Regions from separate parts of the Mus musculus genome. Here region 1 is linked to region 2. A link is a loop called in an ENCODE intact Hi-C map of the cell type or tissue named here. Cell type or tissue: heart. All regions are shown on one strand.

Region 1 (8,000 bases), 150 kb before region 2:
AGACTACAGAAGGGGAACATGAGGAGCTAGTGAGTGTATGTGGTTGACGTAGTGTCATGAGTCCCAGTGCCTTCGATTCCTTCCCCAGGCTAGGCTCCAGAAAATGCCAGAGCCTTCCCTCGTGGGTCTAAGTGTGGATGTTGACAGTGTGTGCAGAACGTGCCCATCATAGCTTTCTCCCTTCTGGATGTCTACAGCCTGAAGACTGCTCTTCTTCAGAGATGGATTCTACGGAGATCAGTGCACCTTGCTTCTGTGCTCAGCTACATCCAATACCCTTCCTCCTTTGTATCTGTATACAAGAAATCCTGCCTCCTGGTACAGTTGCACATAGTAACTGCACCTCTCTGTTTGACGATATATAATAAACACACAGAGCTGCCAAGGCGATGGGGCTTCTCCATCATTGGAGAATACCAGCTTTTCTATATGTAAGTGTCTGTCCCTTCTCCGTTGCTTCCCCCAGTCAGGTTAAGTCCCTAGAGACATGTAGGATGTGGTGGCAGGAGACACTTTGGGTGTCGGTCAGATTCTAGAATCTGGAACAACACAAGGCAGTCCTGTTCATGAAGAGTTGACTCCTCTTCTTCATGAGCACCAGGTGTCCCACGCAACAGAAAAGGTTTTGCTGTTTTGAGCTTAACCCCTGAGTCCACTCCACATTTATAGAAAATGCAGAGTTGGCATGACTCCCATACATACTGAAAGGCTAGGGAGGTTTATCACTGTTGTGACGACTAGAAGATTCACCTCTGACTGCACTGAGACCTTGACTTGATCAAGACCAGGTCTGCATGTGGCCACTAGCTCCTCTGTTCCCCCTGAAGACTTATGTATGCTACCATGCTATTCTCTCTGGTCAACTTATATAAAATGCTGCATAGCCTTACCCTAAGAACTGACATGCTGAAATAAGTGAGTTTAATAAAAGTGCTTTTATGTCTTCTTTACATTTAAACACCATACTGCTGTTTAAAAATGGTAGAACAGCTAAGTTTTATGATATAAATTTGGATCTGCAAACAGGTTGTTTAAAAATATGTACACAAAAGTGTTGGGTAATCGACAGGGTAAGATTCTTTGACTGAAAGGGACAGCGGCTCATCTTTCACTTCATCCCCCTGGGAGCCACTGCTATACTTTTAGGTGACCTGGGTTTTTGAGTTGAGGTGGCCAGACATGCAGAGCCAGGCTCTGGAGAGCCTTTCTGTCAGCTGGAAGCTGTGCTGTGGTTCCTAACCTGTGCTTGCAGAACGGGTAACTTCAGAGGCCTACGTCTTGCTCTTCCTGCCCCTTTAATCAAAACCAAATACAAGTTTCTACCTGACTTTACATCAGTTTTATTTTCTCGAGTATTTTACATTTACCTTGAAGACACTGACAGCTGGGGCTTTCCGGGTCATTTTTGACATTCCATTTTTTCTCACTCTTTTTTAATTTATGACATCTTATAAATCCCTCACAAAACAGGTGAGATAGAAAAATGCCTCAATCATTTGGTCATATGTATGCCAAAGGACACACAGGAGGAAGAGACAGTTTGGAAACCAAAGGGACAGGGGACTTGGAAAAATCTCCAGTGACTCTCCACGCTTAGTGACAGTTCTCTTTGGCAGGGCCCCTCTGCCCACTCTTGCACCGGGTCTGGCTAGGAATATGGTGCTTCCGGAGGCCCCAGCAGGCAAGCAAGCAGAGGAGAGTGAGGTTGCTAACTCTGCAGGTCCTTCTCCTGTAGCACTAACCATGCCGCAACCACAGAGAGAGGGAGATGCAGATCAAGTGCCAGCACATTTAAGAACAACACACGGGGCAGGTCATGGCCAATGAGTCAGGGTCCTGATAACCTCTCTGCTTTGAAGTGGCAGGTTCACAATAGATCCACCGTACAGACTCAGACTCTTGAGGATCTATGCTCTTCCCCGTACTGTATGCAATGGCTGTCCCACTGCAATGGCCTGGCTCACCAACAAGCTGTTCCCTCTATAGTATCTCTGACTGCAGGTGAGTAGACACTCCCTGCTGGTCCCTCCCATCCGCAGGTTTCCAATCCATCCTGGTTCTCTTGCACAGCTGGCCTGCGAGTATATCTCAGAATCCCTGCTCTTCCTTAGAAAACCACTGAGCTACATGTATGACTACTGTCTCCCCGCCCTCTCTACTGTGTCCTACAGGGCAGCCAGACCCACAGGCTTTGCAAAGAGGTAAATTTCAAAGTACTCTTCTGGGGGGCGGGGGGGGGGGAGCCTTCTGGTAGTCTATGACTTGCCAAGAGGGCCTATGCATGAGAAGACGGGGATTTTCATTTAGTTCCTTCACTTTCCCTCATACTTCCCCCAGTGCCTGGGACATAGTCGCGTTCAGTGACTATTGGTTTGGTAGAATGAGGAAAGCTAATGCTAAGCGGTCTCACTGGGATGGAGATTCAGCGGAAGATGTTACATGTTACAAGCCTCGGGAGTAGGAAGAGCACTCTCCTGCCACATCACAGCATGGGGCTTCAGCAGAGCCAAGGCTGTGTGAGAATTTAGAACAAATGGCCACCCAAGACTGAGCCTACTGGCAAGTAAATACTATGCACCAGAATGGGAGCCAGCCCACGATGTTTCCACTTAGGTCAGAAGCTAGTTTAAGATGTGTGTATATATAATTAAATTAGATAATGGGTAGGATATTAAGAAATTAGAAGAGATCAAAATAGAAAAGGATGCCAGCAGCTGCTTGGTAAGTTAAGAGGGGGAAGAGGTAGTACTTGTCACCAGCACCAGCTCCTGGAGCTCACAGCCATGGGATTCCATGTGGGATATCCACCACCCAGAAGACTACTATTAAGTGAGGATGACTCGGGCACCAATTCCAATGACAGATAGACTTCATCTCTTCTTTATCATGGCCCAAGTAGCCCAACTGATTAGATTCTGTTGTCTCAGTTCCTAGGCTGTTCCTTGGGGTCAGAAAGATGGGATGCTCCCAGCTGGTGAACATCGGAAGCAGTACAGAGAGCTAGCCTGGTGGGAAGATGAGTCTACCTGCCTTCCCTGGCAGCCGCTCTCACTCACCCGGTCTCCCCAAGGGGATCTGAAGCTCAGAGGGTGCCAATCCTCAGAAAAGATAGCCGCTAAGCTTCTGATATAAAGCAAGGTGACCTTGGCATCTCACCTACAGGACTTCTGGGAGGAGAAAGGGCGGTAAGAATAAGGGGCCCTATAAACAGCCAAGTGCTGTGTGGTTTTGTAAATAATGCATCTACATTCCCCAGTATCGACCTGTCTGGAGAGAGGAGACATCTCATCAGGGGCATTAAGGAATCCACTTCTTGCCTCATTAAGACCTCTCTTCTGAGCCCAAACCTCTAAGAGGGACACTCCTGAACAAGTTAGTTGCATTTGGCCCAATTTCAAGGCCTGGGAGCAATTTACTCAAGGGAGACTCATCTACCTAGAGCAAACTTAAAGAGTTGGGCAAGTTCCCAACACACACACACACACACACACACACACACACCAGAAAGGGGGAGGACTAAACTGTCACTACCTTTATCCTACATCCACAGAGAACGCTGACCTGCTGGCTACTGGGAGTAACTTAAGAAAGGCATTTGTCTGGGTCAAGGCAGCTCTGAGGCCTTGCGACCCTATTTCAGGAACTCTCTAGTTTTCTCCTACCTGGGCGTGCCCGGGTGCCCCAGTGGCGATGTTCAACAATCCAGCAGCTCCGAACTAAACCCGTTCAGGCCGGGAGCAACCGGAGCCCTGGGAGCCGCTCAAGGGCTGCTCCGCGCTCGCTCGGGGGTCACATTCCTTCCGCTCTGGGGCAGGCGGGCACCAGCTGGGCTCCCGCCCTTCTAGGTGGGCGCCGCGCTCCCAGGCGGCTCCTGGAACCCCGCACCAGCTAAGACCTTCTGAGCAGCACGCTGCTCCCACTCTGAGCCGCCCGCGGGGGCGTGCAGCGGGCGGAGACTGCAGGCCAGCGTCCTCAGCCTCGGGCTCGGAGCTAGCTGGCCCAGTGCCAATGCCCCGCCCTGGGAGCCGGATAGGTTGGGTTGTGGAGTTTCTGCCCCACATCCCAGAATATCTACATCCACGCAGAACATTCCAGGGTCTCTGTATCCCTCCGGGGGTGGAGGCAATGGAGGGTCTCTGCATCTCCTTGGGGGCATTTGGAGGGTCACTGCATCTCCTTGGGGGCATTCCAAAATCCCTGCATCCTTGCCAGATGTCCCAGATTCCAGGAAGAATGGCTCTGATTCCCAGATGGCTTGGCTCCTCTGAGCAGCCTCTGTGTTCCCACCCAAACCAAAATTAGATGGGTCAACTCACGTCTACATCGCAACCAGATTGTGCCACCTAACAAGAACCGAGCTGGTGACCCATGGGGTATCAGATCCTGAGGAAAACACAGTTCTGTGCTCAGCACAACTGGAGCCCAGTACTGTGTGCCTCGAACTGGCTTTGAGCACTTAGCCGAGTCATTAAGTTTGCAATACCTTGATTTCCTCTTTTGGTATAAAGGCCCGCAGCCTTTATAGGTAGGAGGAGTTAAAGAGCTCTGGTGAAGAGTTGATAGTTCATAGGCTTTTTACTTGGTTGCTTTACTGCTGTCCACCAGGCTGAAAAACAGGTCCCCTTATCATATCCCAATTAATTGTAGGATTTGCTCTGCAAAGGAGAATTCCAGAGTTCTCAGAAAGCACATGAAAAAAAAAATCAAGAATAGCCAAATTTTAGGACAGGGTGCAAGGAGGACATTGTGGTCCTGGAAATAGCACCAACCATTCCGTGCTCCCTACCCTCACCCCCCAGCTTCTTCCACATATAATGCACCACCCTGCAATACAACTGCAAAGAAACAGTGATTGCTTAATACCTCTAGATAGAGCACATGGCCATTTCCTGCATGCCTTCCAGCGTGGACAGGCCTTGAATTTCCTGCCTTATTCGCGTATGCAGCCTAGAAACCCAAGGTTGAAGTAACCCCGGGGGAAACTCTGAGATGGTAGAAAGCTTAAAGGGGCAGCATCAATGGTATATCATAGATGCCACCTGTGGCCTAGCAGGGCAGAAGGTCCTCACTCATTTCCAAAGGTTTGGACTGCTCCTTTGCCTCCGAAAGGCAGGCTTAAGTCTGGCAAGGAACTGGTGCCTTATCCCTAACCCTGCCCTAGCCCTGTCCCATGGGTCTGTATTCCAGAGGCTGTTCTCACAGCCTTGAGTACTTCTAACTCACATCCACAGAAGATTTGACCCCCTTAGAAGCCAGAATTGCCATGTCATAGTCACTGAGGGCTGCCTGGTGTCGGGGTTTTTCAAAGCTTCCAGGCGACTCTGCTGCACAGCTCTCATCATGATGCAGACAGACCAAGTCTCAAGGCTGTCTGGACAGGTGTATACTGTGGTAGTCCCCATCTGCGTGCCTTGTCTTACTGCCTATTAACCATGAGCAGTGATTATGAGACGTGATTATGCACAGGTTAGAAGTGGCATTTCGAACACCCATACAGTTTGATCATATCCACCCCTATTATCCCCCTCCTGCTTCTTCATCTCTAACAGTCTCCATTCTAGGTCATTACTTTACACAATTATTAGCAGGTCTATGCACTGTCCTAAAAAGGTGGGATTTAATATCGGCTGTATTTAATTCCTTAGAACTAAATAATACTCTATTTAATGTATATGCTACACTTCCTTTATCCATTTATCCATCAAAAGGCTCCCAGGCTGGTTCATGATTTGACGGTGAATGGGACAGCATCAAAGATAGCTATGCTCATGTCTGCATGCCGATGGACACACCAGCAGCTGCATGCTGACTTAGACGTTTTTAAAGGACCAGATCCAGGAGCATTGGAGAAGGACCATGCAGTAGTCCTATTAGAAGTTCCAGTGTATTGAATGCTAAAAGCACATGAGCCTAACTTGACACTGTCACTTGGTGATAGAGCACTTGCCTAGCGTGTACCAGGCCAAGAGTTTTATCCTGACTGCCACAAACAAAATAAACATGTGTATGAAGCAGCAATTTGGAGGCCTTATATTGGTGAACATAAACTTGCCTGGACACAAATACTAAAAGATTTGAAAGCAGTTTACAAGTAGCAAAATTGATCTTTGTAATAATGTAGAAATAAGATCCATTTACAGAGTCTCACTGTGTTGCCTAGGGTAGCCTTCAAGTCCTGGGTTCTTATGACCTACCTATTCAGCCTTCCAAGAAACAAGACGTACACCGTATGGCTTTCTTCTTTTTAAATACTAACCCATCCCCTACCTATACCCTACATGACCTGGAGACACATGGGCCTCCACTTGCAGGTGGAGCTCTCAGATTCCCATTCCAAGTGATAAGATGTACGTATCCCCCTCCTCACCTTAGGATCCCCAGGGTTTTACCCAGGGCCTAGGTGTTGCCTCCTCAGACACACAGGTTGTTTCCCCTCTGTGTCCTTTCCTTTGGCTTCCTTTCTTGAGGGAACTTATGTGTGGCCGCTTTACTCGGCTGATCACCTGGCATCCGTGTAAGCTACAGTTGGCCACTTCCAGGGTACTCTGCTCAGTTCCCAGCGCCACACAAATGTTCTGAGTGTGTTCACATGTTTTAGCACAAGACACACTGCTAACCCTGCTGCCGCACGCTGTTGACAGCCCTGGATTCCATCACTGTCATAACAAAGTTTGGTGTCCAATGTGGCCTGAGCCCAAGAGAGCCTAGTGCTCAGTAAAGCATCCAAGAGTCTCCAGCTGTTCCAAAGGAGCCAGGGACTAAAGAGCCAAAGACTACAAGAAGCCACAGAAAATGAGTCTCGAAGGATATAACACTGGGCTCCGGTACAGTTTTTAAGACCACAGGATGAGTTGTGGCTCAGCAATCCTCCCTGGAGATCAGGCAACTGGTAATCTCCCTCATCTTCACGACCCCCAAAGATTTCCAGTTAGAACCAGATGGGGGAGAATAGTGAAGAGTGTATTGTGACTGGCAAAGATCCTGGGTCTTAAATCAGTAAACACGAAACAGCTCTGAATCAGACTTCTTTTTTTTTTTCCATCACCAAAGAGAAAGAATTCATAAGGAACATACATAGAAATGCACAGGCAGTTATAGACCATTCTGTTTTGACAGGCAGGTCCTCTGCGATTCTGAACTTGCTATACCTATTTTGGCTATTTGTGGAACTTCCAGTAACCTGTCTCAGAACCGCAGCACAGACTGGAAACCACTGTCCCAGATGGGCTTCCTTGCACAGCCCAGTTCCTCTGCTCCCGTCACACATTTTCCATCTACCGACCTCCAAACAGGGACCTTTGAACCCGTGTCTGGTCTCTCTGCCACATCTCAGTTTAAATCGGTTCCACATTCCCCCTTTCTCTAAGCCATTCTTCGGGGGCTTCTGAGAGGACCTTTCCTAGTCAATGTTCTATGAGGTTGGCCTTTGGTTTCTTGTTTCTATTTTTGTTTTTGTTTTTGTTTTTGTTTTGTCTTGAGCCCTTTACCGAGCAGAAAGCCACAAGTGAACTGGCAGTGACAGCTGACAAGAATGAATAGCAGACATCATCAGAGCAATGAAGCGTTTTGTTTTAACTTCCTTCATACGCAGAGGAAAAGATGACAGATGTCACAAGCTAATTACAAGCTTCAGTGCAGGTTGGTCTTGCTCAGCCATCACTGAGCAAATAACCAACAGAGGTGCTGTGCCTGGCTGTGCTCATATTAACAGAGAAGCATGGCCATGTACTGACGGGACTAACAAAACCAGATTGGTGAGGAGGTAGCTCCTCTCTCCTCTCTCTTCCTTCCCCTCCCTCTTCCCATCTTTCTCAACCTTTGTCTGTTTCATGATCGCTTAAATATGAGAAACTCACAGCACCAGTAGCGGAACTTTTGTGACCCACTAGGCTATTTCCCACAACTCCCCCTGGTGCTCTAAATATGCCTACTGAAACTGTCAGACCCAGTCATATGCCAGACAAAAGAGCGTGACCCTCCTTAAATCCCCCTTCATTTCC
Region 2 (8,000 bases):
GGTAAACAGTAGAAATAAGACCTTCGGAGAGAGTCAGTGTTGACATGAAATGCACACCCACCAGGCAGAGTAGATGCTCAGTACATGGGCAGCCCTTCCCTCCCATGAGCTTCAGAAAGGATCGCTACAGTTCACTAATGTGCCTTCACTGGACACCCACTACGGACCATCCAACAAGTCTGTTGGCCAGACGTCCTGCATCAGCAGGGGTAAAAACAGAAACCCCTTTTCATCATACCATTGGTGAATATACCAGCTACTCTAATCACGGGGAACTATCTGCAGTCGCTGCTGGCTCTGTTTGACAAAGAGAGTCTTATAGGAATTCTGAGTAGCTGCTAAATATTGAGAACGAGAATTAAGTTGAATGTACTAAAGGTGCCAGCCAACTCTGTGGACCCCCTTCCTACAGTTAATAACTATTACCAAATTATTTTCCCCGTAACATTTAGGTTTTTGTGGGTCTAACTTTCAGGAAATAAAGTATCATTGCTCTCAAAGAATGGCAATACTGCCAAACAATACTTGAAGACAAAGGTCCCTTCGGTGGTCATGTCAGGCCCCTACATAGTGTGGTTCGTGGGCCTCACTCAGGCACTGTGCACCCAAAAGCATAATGTGGTCAGCTGGCACAGGTCCCAAACCCTCTGATGGTTTCAGGCACCACCATGGGTTCGTGGGCCACACAATTCTTGTAGATCCTTACCCAATGATGCTGGTATTGTCTCCAGGGGAGAAATGATCACAGGGATGGGTTCCGTGGTTGTTCCTGAGAAGATAGAACGGAAAAGAGATTGCATGAGGAGGTCGCCTTGGTTTCCAGTACAGATTCAGATTTGCTTATTTAGCTAATTAAGTGGCCCTGCCCCCATGGGAGCAGACATTGTGAGATTCCGCCTCTGTCTGGCAAAGGAAATGGGCCTCTCCATGAAACTGAGCATCTTAAGCCAATGCTTTTCCCGGCAGAGGCATTCCCGGACGAGGCCATGGTTACACATTCTTCTGGCAGATGGTCTTCGTTATCTGCTCTGCGTTGAACAATTAGCTATTCCTCTCCCGGGCTTCCTGAATGCACACTTATGGTCTCCACAGCATGTTTTGCCCTCCCTCAAGATTAAAGAGCCATGTCTTCAAGAGCAGGCGGGGGGGGGGGGGGGGGGGGGAGCAAGGGGGGGGTCGGAAAGTGGGTTAGAGAGCCATCTGTGTGGAAGACCAATCCCATACTGGGAACTAAATTCAGTGACACACCTTGGTCACTGATGTCATATTAACTCCTTAGGGAGGTTGGAGTGGACCTCCAAAGGATTCGAACCAGCTTGAAGAAACTGGGCACCTGAAGTGGAGCAAAGGAGCCAGCTGGGGAGTGAGAAGAGGGTTGGGAGCCATCCCTCAACTGGACCCATTTTTCTTGTTCTTGTTTCTACTACTAAAAAAGCAAGCACTTAAGTTACCATGTAAGCACCAGATGAGACCAGGGTGTGCCTACACCACGGCCTTGAAGGTAAAGTGCTTGGGAAATATAGATTACAGCACCTCAGCTCCCAAGCGCCTATTTATCAGATCTGCATAGGACCTTAGAGTCTCCTGTGCAGGTACTACTGGAGTCTGAGGGCGGGGGGTGGGGGGGGCGGGGGGCGGGGGGGGGGGCGCTACAGTCAGACTGCGCATGTGAGGAGCACTCAGATCTTCCTTCCCTGTGTGAGGAGCACTAGGATTGTGTGTGTGATGAATCCTCAGGTAACTCTACTGTGTCTGGTTCAGGACCCACTTTTTTTAAATTATCTCGTGTGCAACTCATCAAATTTGATTTGATTTATTGACTGATTGATTTTATTTTATTTTATTTTACTTACTCACTTTACATCGAACTTACTGCCCTGATCCCGGTCACCCCCTCCCACAACCCCTCCCCCTCCCCCCAGCCCCTTTTCCTCTGAGCAGGTGCTGCCCCGCCCCTTGGTATCCCCCACCCCCACCCCACCCTGGCACTTCAAGTCTCTGCAAAGCTAGGTGCTTCCTCTCCCACTGAGGCCAGACAGGGCAGCCCCATTTAAGAACCACTGTGTGGCCCTAGTTTCACAACTCGGTACAATACGCAGGTCTGCCGCCCCCTAGTGTTTCTGTGCAGTATCACACAGACGAGTGGTGAAGCCCGTTCTCAGACACCACCCTGAACTGAGCAAGAAGATGTGAGCCTGTTCTCTTCTCACAGGACAGGAAAACAAATATAGGCCAGAGGCTTCGGTTCAGGCAGGATAGTGACACGAATGAGTCTCTGGGGCTCACATATTTGATTCTATTTTCCCTTCACCTCGCTTCCTCTCCAGCATGTAAGAGTTGGGGGTAAACGACTACATTAAACGACTGTTCAATACTGGCCAGCTCTGCCTATCACGTTCTTTTCACGTATAATCTGTCCTGGCATAGGCCGAGCATCGTTTCTCTGGGTTTGCAAAATCTGAGTTACTCTAAGACCTGAAACTTGTTAAGCAACAATATAATGCTGTGCGTGGGAAATTCCATACTGTAAGACTTTGTTTGAATGCACAGAATTAATTAAAATACTGTGATAGTCGACCTGGTGGCAGTCATGAGTTACCTCTGCATGGAAGAGCTACAGTACGTTCTCTAGTTAGAAGCCAGCTTATAGCCACTGGACCAAGTATAGCCCAAGACCCCGTCTCAAAAAAAGATGTAAACAAAATATCACATCAAACTATCTTTGGGTTATGTGTAAAAAATATATATGAAGCATACACTAATTTCATGTTTAAACTTGTGCCTATATCCAAGATTTCATTATGCTGGTGAAAATATGCCAATTCTTGGAAAAAAATCAAGATTTTGAAGGTTTCTGTTGTCAAACTCTCAGGCAGGTAGTAGTCAGCCTGTACAAAGAGCCACAATTGGCACTCTGCTCAGCGCTCTGGTCAAAAACCTAGTAAAATGGTGGTTCTCACCCTTCCTAAAGCTGTGACCCTTTAATACAGGTCCTCATGTGGACATTTTATGTCAGCCATAAAGTTATTTAGTTGCTACTTTATAACTGTAAATTACTACTGTTACGAATTATATAGGAAATACCTGACATGAAGGATAGGTGACCTCCCAAACAGGTCGTGAGCCACAGGTTTAGAACCACTGCAGTAAACTCTCAGTCCCTCCGAAGTATATTTTAAGGCTTGACAAGAGTGTCCGTACCAGCTCAGAGCTCATGAACCTTCCATTTCCCAGGACGCCTTAGTTTGTACCCCCTCTAGTGGTGAGTTTTAGCATTGCAACCTTCAAATACCTGCTTTCATCCCTTTCCTGACCAAGAATTAACTCTCCTTCTCTTAGAACTCCCTGCCTTATACGTCTTAAAGTATCTTGTTCGTGGTTTAGTAACATCTAGAATAGTTGATAAACATGTTTTTCTTTTTCCTTCATGCCAAAGACATTCGAGGATTTTTAGGTGATCCTGAATTTATTATCAAGCTGCTTCTAGAACCAAGCAAGACAGGTACCTCGGTGGTATGTATTTACCTTTGACCCGGAGTTCAATATTCCTAGTGATGTTGTATTCCTGGCCATTGTAGGTAAATGTCATAACACATCTGTAATAGCCTGCATCGTCCATGGACGTGTTGGATATCAATAGGCGTGTGGGGTCTCCTGCACTCAGAAATTCCTTATTGCCTTTATCCAAGAGTATGGCGCCCTAGAGGGGAGATGCATCTGAGAGTTACATTATAGAATAACATCGCTCTTGAACATTGAGTGTTGTTGTCAATCGATGTGGAATCTACAACCCAAGAGATTCCCTGGCATATACTTACTTTGGCCATTTTGTCTTTGTGGCGCATTTTTAGCTGTATTGTTAGAGAAATGACCAATTTTTCCCCCTTAGGGTGGAATCTTGTCATGTAGCCCACACTAGACTTAAACTCTTGATTCTCCTGCCTAAGCCTCCTGGCTTCTAGGGTGACATGGGTGTGCCCCCCTGCTCCATTTAGAAAAAAAAAAGAATACATTTTTTTAAAGATTAAGTTATTTTAAACCATTTAAGTACAAATATACTTAAGATCTAACTGCCTTCTTCTGACTATGAGCAGTATCAAGAACAATCACTACTAGGGGAATATAAGGGCCAGGAATCGGGAGTAGGTGGGTTGGAGAAGGGTCAGGGAGGGTATAAGGGACGTTTGGGATAGCATTTGAATTGTAAATGAAGAAAATATCTAATGAAAAATTGTTTTAAAAAAAAGAAAAAAGAAAAGAAAATCACTACTAAACAGCCAGGAAGACATGAAAACCTAGGGCTGGAAGAGACCATGTTGGAGGAATTTATCTAAAAATTATTTCAATTTAGGACTTACTACAGGAAAGGAAATTTTGTAAATAGAAAAATAGGAGAGATGGGGTCCATCTTCTCATAAAGACATAGAGTCCTAGAGGTTCTTGACAAAACAGAGCCCTCGGGAGCAAGGCCTCCAGGGAAAATGGAAGGAGTAGGCCAGGTAAAAACATCTTGAGTGTTCCATAGCCTCAGTACACGAGAACCCTGCGCATGGTATTTTGTACCTGTAATCTCAGCACTTGAGAAGCTGAGACAGGAGGACTGTGAGCTTGAGGCCAGACTCAACTACATGGAGAAACCCTGTCAACGGTGGGGGAAGGGGTGATAAGGAAGAAAAGAGGAAAGGAGGGAGGGGTGGAAAGGAAAGAGGGTGGGGAGGAGGGATTGGGGGGGAAGGGAGAGGGGTGGGAAGGAGGAGGAAGGAGTGGGGAGAAGGGAGGGGTGGGAAGGAGGGGTTGGTTGGGAAGGAGGGATTAGGTGGAAAGGAGAGAGGGAGTGGAGGAGATAAAATGTGGTCAGAGGCCAGAGAGATGGCTCAGATGGCTCTGTTCTTCCAGAGATCCTGAGTTCAAATCCCAGCAACCACATGGTGGCTCACAACCATCTGTAATGAGATCAGATGCCCTCTTCTGGTGTGTCTGAAGACAGCTACAGTGTACTTACATATAATAAAGAAATAAATCTTTAAAAGAAAAAAAAATGTGATCAGAGATCAAGGCTTTCAGAGACTGCCATGGCCCTTCTTCAAAATATACTTAATTAAAGGGGGGAAATCTCACAGCTCCTAGCCTGAGTAGACAAATATGAATGCAGGGCACATTATGACAGTTGCTCTATAAACGTAGACTTTGAGTCAGTTTCTTCTGTCCCTGTCCTCTGGAGAGGGGAGAAGTGAGCAGCCCCTGCCCCTGAGGTGAGAACAGGGGGAGCAGAGTAAGTACTTAGCAATGCTCAGGGGGACTGTGGGAGGCGCGGCTATTGTTAACATCCCATGCCAGCCCCATTGATTAAGCATGGTGCAGGGGCTGCATGCACAGTACTCCATCCCTAGCCTTCAAAACAGTTCCAGGAAGCCGGGCATCCTGCTCACGGCAGCAACAGCTACAAGACAGGAAGCAAATGCAACAAACTAAAAGAAGGAAGGTTTCTAACCCAGACACATTGTTTCCAGATCTATGTTTCATCCTCTGCAGGGGAGTTCTGTATGTGTCCTCTGCCTGCTCTTTCTAAACCAAGAGAAGGCTCTCTGTGGTTCCCCAGGCTTATCCATAGGCACAAACTACTTTCAGGAAGGCATTTTAAAGTTTCCAGCATTGCATTGCTACGGTGTATATAAATATGTGCACATACATATGTGCATGTGTGTGTGTACACATCTTGATGTTAATACTGACGATCAGCTGGTTGACCTATTGATTAAAGGACGAACTCTTATCAATGACTAAAGGAATACAAGCCTTCTCAGCATCTCTCTATAGTCTGCATCAGGGGTGGGCAAGTCCTTACAGATAAGAGCCAGATGGGACATAGTTTATTGCCCACATAGACCACACGGTCTCTGTCTTACTACACAGTGGAACAGACAAAGAAAATACGTAAACGGAAACCCCGATACAAATGTGCTTATGGACATGGGAGTGTGAGCCTTAGTCAATGGTCACATGCACTTGAGTATTCTTTTCATTTTTTTTCAAGCATTTAAAACCTGAAAACTCTCCATACTTGATGAGTTACAGAGACAGATGATAGCTCTAGGCTATAATTTGCAGCCTGCGTTGTAAACAACAATGTCTCCTAAAAAAAGCAATGACCTCACAGAGAAGCCATAAAATATTTGCTACTTTTCTTAAGGATACAAAGGAGAAACTGCAACAGTATTTATTCCTGCAACCCAAAAGTTGCCTTGTGCTTTAAAAATAAAAAAGATATCTTAAACATGGATATAAAATTTTTGTAAAAAATTAACAGGGTTGTTTTGAGCAGTTTTTCCTAGTTATTTTTAGGCAAGTGACACTCAAAAAGCTCTTTAGCAGCTATTGACTCTGAAATCATTTCACACTCTGCCTGCATGACCCTTATCCAAACCATAAAATACTAATCTAATCATCGCCATTTTAATTAATCTTATATTTCTAAATACATAATTATCTATGTGTCTACACAAATATATTGTCTTCAAATAGATTTTTACATATGTGTTCTACAACCATTGAGATATTTTTGTGGCATATGCATTTTGAAAGCATTACCTTATACCACTGTATCTTTCCATCAGCGTTGCTGGAGATGAATTCTTTCAGGTCAGGGCACACTAGTAACCCGGTGGTGGAGAGAGCTGAGATTTGCAAGTAGGAGACATGAGGCAGAGATGCTTCAGTATTCTTAAAGACCTTGAGTTCCACAGACATTTGCTCACAGTGGGATGCGTTTCTAATTGTTTGTTAAGAAAAAGGAAAAAGGCAATGATTGGAAAGACAGAAATACAAAACCAAATGAACGTAAGAACAGCTTCCTGCCCCCGCCATACCCAGTCTGCCCTGCCTTGAAGAGTGCGGCTTACCTCCTGCGAGTTTTTAACTTCTTGTGATACAAAACCATCACGCCTGACTGCTATCTACAAGCTGTGTGCCCTGTGCCTTTCATGAAGGACCACTGCAGAAGCTTCATTCCCGAGCCCAGGGCACTGAGATTCCCCCTAAGAATGCTTTACCAACTGATTTCTAGTTTCAGAAGACTGCTGAGAACTTTGTGTTTGGACTCTTAAAAAAAAAAATTTTTTTTAATTAAAAAAAAACACGAACAAAACTATATAGCAGGAACTTGGAGAAAACAACTAATTTGGAAAGATACTTTGATTGTTTTTCAGACCGCCCATGATTCTAGGACTATGATGCTATCAAGTGTTTGAGGAAGACTTGAACACACCAAATGTTGTCCTTAGAACTGAGAAAAGGCCAGAGGTAAATGTGTGTGTGTGTGTGTGTGTGTGTGGCGCTGGAAATGTGAGGGAAAATGGATGAAGGGATGGAAGAGATTAATAAAATTGAATGTTTAAAATAGAAAAACAAGGAGCTGGCAGGTTGGTCATGTGCTCTGCCTAGATGAGGCTCTGCATTTAACTGCAGCAGTCAAAACAAATGAAAATGAAACAAAATAAAATAAGAAAAATATAATTCTATTAGCTAAGACCCTAAGATGAATAGCTACCGATGATAAATAACACACCAACTGAGAGAGACCATCAGAATCAATTGTAAAAAAGGTGTAAAAATTACTTCCAAAAAAATTTTTAAAGCCTAACAATATATACATCCAAAGAAGTGGACCTTGTGAGCTGCAGCTTCCTGGTGGAGTAATGGCATGGCTCTAACAGAGGTAACCAATGGCTCTCTGGGTAGATCTGAGGCTTCCTCCCCAGGAAGAAACCTGTGCGTGGTTCTGTACACTTGCTCTGCAAGGCTAGAGAGGCCATAGCTCCTAAGTGAAAACTTACTGCTGTTTGTGTTATACCCATCGATGAAAGCTGCACTCAGCCTTCACCCGAGGAGCCTCTGTTTTCAGTGGCTGGCAATACAGAGACTCAAGGTGGCACAAATGGAAAGAATAAATGACTCTGAGTGCTTGGCCCTACATGGGACACTCGTATCACCTACTCAGAGAC

The links. Peaks named below come from ENCODE experiments on the same cell type or tissue, not always from the same donor. Only the 100,000 strongest peaks of a DNase experiment are listed, where the experiment ranks them.
Region 1: a loop joins it to region 2, with 3 times the contacts of the local background. A loop is called at or near these places in 7 of 42 quality-filtered maps.

Annotation. Positions count from the first base shown.
Region 1 is chr1:40,262,544-40,270,543 of GRCm38, reverse strand. Il1r1 (interleukin 1 receptor, type I) reads right to left here and starts at 3,958. Exons shown (of 11, transcript NM_001123382.1): 1 at 3,663-3,958. In heart, a CTCF peak has its summit at 3,892; DNase peaks (open chromatin) are centred at 3,993, 5,043 and 6,683; H3K4me3 peaks cover 1,348 bases; H3K27ac peaks cover 1,816 bases.
Region 2 is chr1:40,110,724-40,118,723 of GRCm38, reverse strand. Il1r2 (interleukin 1 receptor, type II) reads right to left here. Exons shown (of 9, transcript NM_010555.5): 4 at 6,589-6,769; 5 at 3,526-3,700; 6 at 707-769. Among named protein-coding and RNA genes, the nearest start is that of Gm16894, 29 kb to the right of the region's middle. In heart, CTCF peaks have their summits at 2,132 (motif pointing left) and 3,265; DNase peaks (open chromatin) are centred at 923 and 2,113.